Linked DNA regions of Homo sapiens: region 2 is linked to region 1. Evidence: chromatin contacts called from ENCODE Hi-C or POLR2A ChIA-PET data. All regions are on one chromosome and are shown on one strand. Each heading gives the region's core, a stretch centred on a gene start or an enhancer-like site at or near the end of the contact. The rest is flanking DNA. Distances are from core to core; before and after follow the strand shown.

Region 1 (3,409 bases), core at 561-3,060:
CAGCTTCTGCCTCTGAACCACAGCCTGATGGTTGAGGCTCTATTACTACCTGTCAGACTTCTCTATCACCAGGCACAGCTGACAGCCTACCTCTCAGATTCCTGGATATATTTTCCTTCTGAGTTCCCCAGTTCTTTTCCTTTGCTAGCTTTTGGGATATCCTGCAACTTCAGCTTGGATTCCTCTTACAAACACTTGTTTGGACGGAGATCTGTTTCACCTACAAAGTCTAACTACCTGAAACCTTTTATCCTTTCCTGCAACTGATCCTGTTCCTAAATAATGTGTTTAATACATAGTGGGTAGATGTAGCTCCAGTTGGCTATGTCTTTATTTAAGTGAGCCAATCAAGTCCAGAGAAAAAACAGTGAAGGCATTTTCCCGACAGTGAAAGAGTGGTGGATATATAGGGCATTAGTTACAGATGACTGAGTGTTAAAACTGGTTGAATACTTAGAAATCAAGTTCCTTGCTGTACTTCCACAGACAAGGAAAATTCACCTCTCAGATTTTTACAGTCACACACTTAGTAAGTGGCTGAGTTAGTAAGTGGCTGAACTGTAACCAAAATTCAGGTCCTCTAATTCTTAGTCTAACATTCTTTTCCCTATCCTAAGATGCACCCCTAAAGCTATGTTACATTATTTTTCTATGACTTTTATTATAACATTAAGCCCTGTTGAAATAAGCTCAGGCCTCATAATCTTTTTGCTTATGGAGACTGTTCAACTTCTTGCAGATAAAACAGGTTAAAAAAATGTTTTGGCCGGGCGCGGTGGCTCACGCCTGTAATCCCAGCACTTTGGGAGGCCGAGGAGGGTGAATCACCTGAGGTCAGGAGTTCGAGACCTGCCTGGCCAACACGGTGAAACCCCGTCTCTACTAAAAATACAAAAATTACCCGGACATGGTGGTGGGCACCTGTAGTCCTAGCTACTCGGGAGGCTGAGGCAGGAGAATTGCTTGAACCCAGGAGGTGGAGGTTGCAGTGAGCTGAGATCGCACCACTGCACTACAGCCTGGGCGACAGAGCGAGAATCCGTCTCAAAAAAAAAAAAAAAGTTTTAAGCGAGTAGATCTCCTCATAAGCATTCTTACCAACCACAATAAAATTAAAAGAAAAAAAAAGACCATTGTTCTTTCTAACTTAGGAGTTCAGAGCTCATTTAAGAATGGGTACTTAATCCTAGTGTATAGGTTCAGACCACCGTTTGGTTAAGGTTTTGTGATGGTGATAAGCTAATAGGGACAAGGCATTGCTCTCCTGGGTGGGGGTCCACTTGAAAGCTGTTCACTCACTGAATCAATCAATCACAATTATCCTGCCAGGGCACCCACACAGGCAGGAAGGTCCAAAGGACACTGGAAATTTTGAACGCCAGGTGCTGGGTGTTTCTCTCTTTAACTTAAAGAAGAATTTCCTTTCCAACCTCTTTGTTCATGTATATGCATGAGGTGGCTAGTGGTAGTCAAGCCTGAATTTTATTACTGATGGTGGAAAACTGTGTTGGGGGCAGGGCCAAGGAATGCAAGCAATGTCTTCCTTCTAAGGTGGGAGCTGGAATTTGCCCCTTGATCTTTCTCTTCCTGGAGCTCTAGTTTCTCTCACAGCCAAAATTTTTGAAAGAGCTGCCGGCACTCATCTTCTCCATTTCCTTACTTCTCTGCACTCCTCAACTTACCCAATCTGGCATCTTCACTCTACTGAAGCAGCTCACACGGGGGGCTCCCCTGTCAGAGGCAATTGAACCAGAGCAACTCCATCTTGAATAGGAGCTGGGTAAAACAAGGCTAAGACCTGCTGGGCTGTGTTCCCAGACGGTTATGGCATTCTAAGTCACAGGATGAGATAAAAAGTTAGCACAAGACATAGGTCATAAAGATCTTGCTGATAAAACAGGTTGCAGTAAAGAAGCTGACTAAAACCCGCCAAAACCGAAATGGCGACGAGAGTAACCTCTGGTCTTCACTGCTACCCTCCCACCAGCGCCAACAAATGCCATGGCGACCTCAGGAAGTTACCTTATGGTCTAAAATGGGGAGGTATGAATAACCTACCCCTTGTTTAGCATATAATTTAAAAAAATACACACACATGAAAATGGGCAACCAGCAGCCCTCAGGGCTGCTCTGTGTGTGTAGTAGCCATTCTTTATTCCTTTATTTTCCTAATAAACTTGCTTTTACTTTCCTCTATGGACTCGCCCTGAGTTCCTTCTTGTGCGAGATCCAAGAACCCTCTCTTGGGGTCTGGATTGGGACTTCTTTCCAGTAACACCCTTAGCCTCCATGTTAACAGATTTTGTTCATTTCTAACCTTAAGTGGCACATCAGGGGCATTTCATACCCTCGTGAGGGACTCATGGTTACTCCCTCATTCCCAAACACTCTTTCTTGGTTCTCCTCTTGACTTTCCGGCTGCTCCTTCTTTGTCTTTTTTTGTTAGTTTTTTCCATTATTCATTCATTCATTCCATATTACAGGTATTTAAGGAGCACCTACCTACTCTATGTCAGTACCTCTCTAGGTTCTACGATCCAAAACTCCTGCTGTCACGGAGCTTATAGTCTAGTGAGAAGTGGTGGGGCAGAAACAGCAATACAACAATTAAGAGACTGAATTGTTTGGTGGGGGAGTGCCAAAACCCAGGATGGAATGATATATTTAAGGTGATAATTACTATGAAGAAAAATTAAGGAAGGGCCAGGCGTGGTGGCTCATGCCTGTAATCCCAGCACTTTGGGAGGCTGATGTGAGAGGATTGCTTGAGCTCAGGTGTTCAAGACCAGCCTGGGCAACATATGGAGACCTTGTCTTTACAAAAAGAAAAAGAAAATTAGCCAGGCCTGGTGGCACATGCCTGTGGTCCCAGCTACTTGAGAAGCTGAGATGAGAGGATTGCTTGGGCCTGGGAGGTAGAGGCTGCAGTGGGCCATGATTATGCCATTGCACTCCAGCCTGGGCAACACCGCAAGACCCTGTCTCAAAAAAAAAAAAAAAAAAAAAAAGAAAAGAAAAAAAGAAAGGAGAGGTGGATAATAATGAAAGGGCTGGTATATGTCATTCTAAACTGGATGGTCATGGGAGGCCTCACTGAGAGGTCAGCATGTGAGGAAGGCTATGATGGAGATAATGGGGTGATCCATACAGATGTCTGTGGAAGAACCTTCCCAGCAGAGAAACTAGCAAATGCAAGGCCCTGAGATGGGAATGTGCCTTACACATTGGAGGAACAGTAACAAGGCCATTGTGGCTGAGGCAAAATGATTGCTGGGAGATGAGGCCAGAGAGCATGTGGGATTAGTTTGATTTGATGTAGGTAGAGCCTAGGAAAGGTTTTTTTTCAATTTGTTTAATTTTCTCCTTGCAACAGGAAGCAAGGCATCAGCTATGCATGAGGATGTGGAAG
Region 2 (3,409 bases), core at 568-3,067, 100 kb after region 1:
CCACATGTCACCTCCTGAGAAAGCTGCTTTCAGCCCTCAGGTGTATGGGGGCAACATTTTCTTCTCCAGCCAGTCTCCAGAAATCTAACCCTTCTATTGTCTTCATAGAATTGATTATTATCTGAAAGTATCTTGCTTTTGTTGTTGCTTATTGTCACTTACCTTCTATCGGACTGCAAGTTCCATGAAAGCTGGGATCCTGTCTGCCTAGTAACTAGAATAGAGTCCAGCAAATATAAATGCTCAATAAATATTTTATGAATGAATGAATGAGTGAATGAATGAAAACAGTAAAAGAAACATACACCTGAAGTGAGAAAAATGCATATACACTCAACGTCAATGAGATCTCTCTTTTTTATTTTTACTATGTATTATTAATTTTAATACGACTATACGTTTCTGCTGTGGTAGTAACAACTTTCACATTATTTGTATGACTAGTTTTCTCAGTTGACTCTTATAACAAAGGCACAGTTCAAAAGGATACACTAACCTTAAAATAGTTTTAAACAAATATGGAGAAAGAATATATTTGAAGTATTAAATAGAAAACATTTAAATATGGATCAACTTGAATGTATTTTTATTCAAGAAAATATTTTTAGAGCAAGATGGTCAACCGGGAGTCCCAACTTTTGTCTCCCCATGAAACGACAATTTAACAACTATCCACTGATGAAAATAGGAGGGCTCTGGAATACTATGAAGAAAATGCAGCAACCCAATGGAGCATAAAAGACTAGGATGGCTACATAGAAAAGCACAGGAATCATTTTACCTTGTCAGTCCTTCCCACTGTTTGGCACGGCTCAGTGCCAAAAGGGATACATTTAGCTGCAATCTTTCCCCATTGGGGTAAAGGAGGGAAGGAGGATCTCAACAACCTTCAACACTGAGGACTCCAGCAGCCTTTGTTGTAACCACAGACACCTGCAGCTTTTCCCACTAAGGACCGTTGCAGTTTTTGCCAATGATGATTCCAGCTGATGGAGCTATCCGGAGTCCATACCATGTGATACTCCTCTCTCACACTGGGCCCAAATTTACCATACTACCTTGAAGTTGGAGCTACCATTTCTTCTACCCCAATGTGGGAGCCGCTGCATGCCACCCTGCCAGCACCCTCAAACCCACCCATATATAAAGTTCTTTCTCCACCAAAGCCAGTTTTTAGAGTTTAGAAAAGGTTACTGCTCCTTCAAGTGTGCAGTCATCAACCTGAGGCTAAAAGGAACATAAAAAACCAAGGAAACATGACATCACAAAAGAAACACAATAAATTTCCAGTAACCAACCTCAAATAATTGGATATATACAACCTACCTGACAGAGAATTCAAAATAATTATTTGAAAGAAGCTCAGTGAGCCACAAGATAACACAGACAATGCAACAATATCAGGAAAATAACACATAAACAAGTTCAAAAAAGATCCAGGAATCATAAAAAAGAACCATACAAGAATTCTAGAGCTGAAGAATATAATTAATGAAATGAAAAATGCAATGGACAGCCTCAACAGCAGACGTAATTGTGGGAAAGAGAGTTTCTGGGGTGCCAGTTGAATTGGTCTCCCCTGTGTGAGACACCCATGGGCTGCCCGAGAAAAGTCTCCTTATTGCCTTCATGTCTTTATGCCCCGAGAGCATAACGCTCAGCGGCATTCCACAGGTTGCTCAGGGAGATAACACTCCCTTGAAGCAGTGGAGTATAATCAAACAGCTTGGCTCCTCCTGAAACCTGCTCCCACCAGTTTCAGTCCTGATAAGTTAAAGATCTTAAGTAGTTTAGACACACACCTTTGCTCAAGGAAATTCACAGAAGCCGCCACTGCTATACATCTTATCGAATGACTCACAAGTTCTCCTTCACTGATTCATCCTTTTCCTCATCCCTTCCTCCCCCTCCCATCTACCCTAAGAACAAAGAGCTTGTAAACCAATAAATTGGGTGGAGCCCGAGAGCTCTGGGCCGTGAGCAAGCCTCCAACGCTCCAGTCCCCTGGACCCACCTTTAAAACGCTTATTCTGTCTCTTTCTAACTCCTTTGTCTCTGCCGGACTCGGAGTACCCGCTGGGTAGTGTGGGGCTGGTTTCCCCAACACTTAATCAAGCAGAAATCTGCAAACTGGAAGACAGATCATTTGAAATTATCCAATCATAGAAGAAAATAGAAAAAAGGAATGAAAAAGAGTAAAGAAAACCTATGAGATTTATGGAACACCATCAGGTAAACAAATATATACACAATGGTAGTCTTGGTAGGAAAATAGAGAGAAAGAGAGAGGTGACAGAAAACATATTTAAGTAAATAATGGCTGAAAACACCCCAAATCTTGGGAGGGAAATAGACATCTGGATTCACAAAACTTGAAGAACACTAAAAAATTTCCACCCAGAGAAGACTACATGAAGACAAATTATAATCAAATTGTTAAAAGTCAAGGACAAAGAGAATTTTGAAAGAAGCAAGAGAAAAGCTATCATACTTAACAGTACACCCATAAAACTATCAACAATTTTCTTAGCAAAGGTCTTGCAAGCCAGAAGAGAGTTGGATGATATGTTCCATATATTGGAGAAAAATTCCAACTAAGAGTACTACATCCCACAAGACTATTTTGTTTTTTTTAAATGCAGAAGAGGTAAAGTCTTTCTCAGACAAATACAAACTGCGAAGGTTCATCACCACCAGATCTGCCTTACAATAAATGCTTAAAGGAGTTCTTCAAATTGAAATAAAAACCTGCTACACAGCAATGAAAAAATATATGAAAGCATAGATACCACCACTAAGGGCAAATATGTAGACAAATACAGAATAATGTAACACTGTAATAATGGTATAGAAATTACTTTTAATTCTAATATAATAGTTAAAAGATAAAAATTTGATAATGGATACACAATATAAAAAGAAGCAAACTGACTACAAAAGCACAAAGTGTGGGTGGGGGAAAGTAAAAATGTAGAATTTTAATATGCAATTGAAGTTAAGTTGTTAACATAAAATAGACAATTATATCTACAAGGTATTTTATGTAAACCTCGAGTTACCCACAAAGAAAAAAACCTATAAAAGATACACAAATATAAAGGGAACATAAAAATTGAAGAGTTAAAGGAAATCACTACAAAAATCATCAAATGACAAAGCAAGACAGCAAAAGAGGAAGAGAGGAACAAAACAACTGCAAAACAAATAACAATTATTGCTATATTTGATATTATTGCAAAAGGGTCCTCAGCTACCAATAATTACTTTAAATAAAAATGGATTAAACTACCCAATCGAAAGGCAAAGAGTGGCAAATAAATTAAAAACAACAAGATCCAGAGATATGCTGTCTGTAAGAGATCACTTTAAGACACACGTAAGATGAAACTGAAGGGATAGAAAAGATTTT

The links. A loop is a pair of places that touch in the nucleus more often than their neighbours do. ChIA-PET counts read pairs that join two places held with the same protein, here RNA polymerase II (POLR2A). Pooled maps may share reads with other maps.
Region 2: a pooled map shows a loop between it and region 1 (1.9-fold over the local background). The contact joins two enhancer-like sites. A Hi-C loop is called at or near these places in 2 of 168 maps with a recorded cell type or tissue (CD14-positive monocyte and breast epithelium) and 4 of 50 pooled maps. POLR2A ChIA-PET finds 5 or more read pairs at or near these places in 1 of 52 experiments (GM12878).

The regions. Positions count from the first base shown.
Region 1 is chr7:143,368,629-143,372,037 of GRCh38, forward strand. It overlaps a transcript of FAM131B not described here. Among named protein-coding and RNA genes, the nearest start is that of FAM131B, 7.6 kb to the left of the region's middle. Within about 2 kb of position 1,811, at least 2 of the 41 ENCODE cell types and tissues checked have a DNase peak (open chromatin) inside an H3K27ac peak, as active enhancers do.
Region 2 is chr7:143,470,639-143,474,047 of GRCh38, forward strand. The region is part of intron 2 of EPHA1-AS1 (EPHA1 antisense RNA 1); the gene reads left to right. Among named protein-coding and RNA genes, the nearest start is that of TAS2R41, 5.5 kb to the right of the region's middle. RefSeq lists an enhancer at 1,455-2,654. Within about 2 kb of position 1,818, at least 4 of the 41 ENCODE cell types and tissues checked have a DNase peak (open chromatin) inside an H3K27ac peak, as active enhancers do.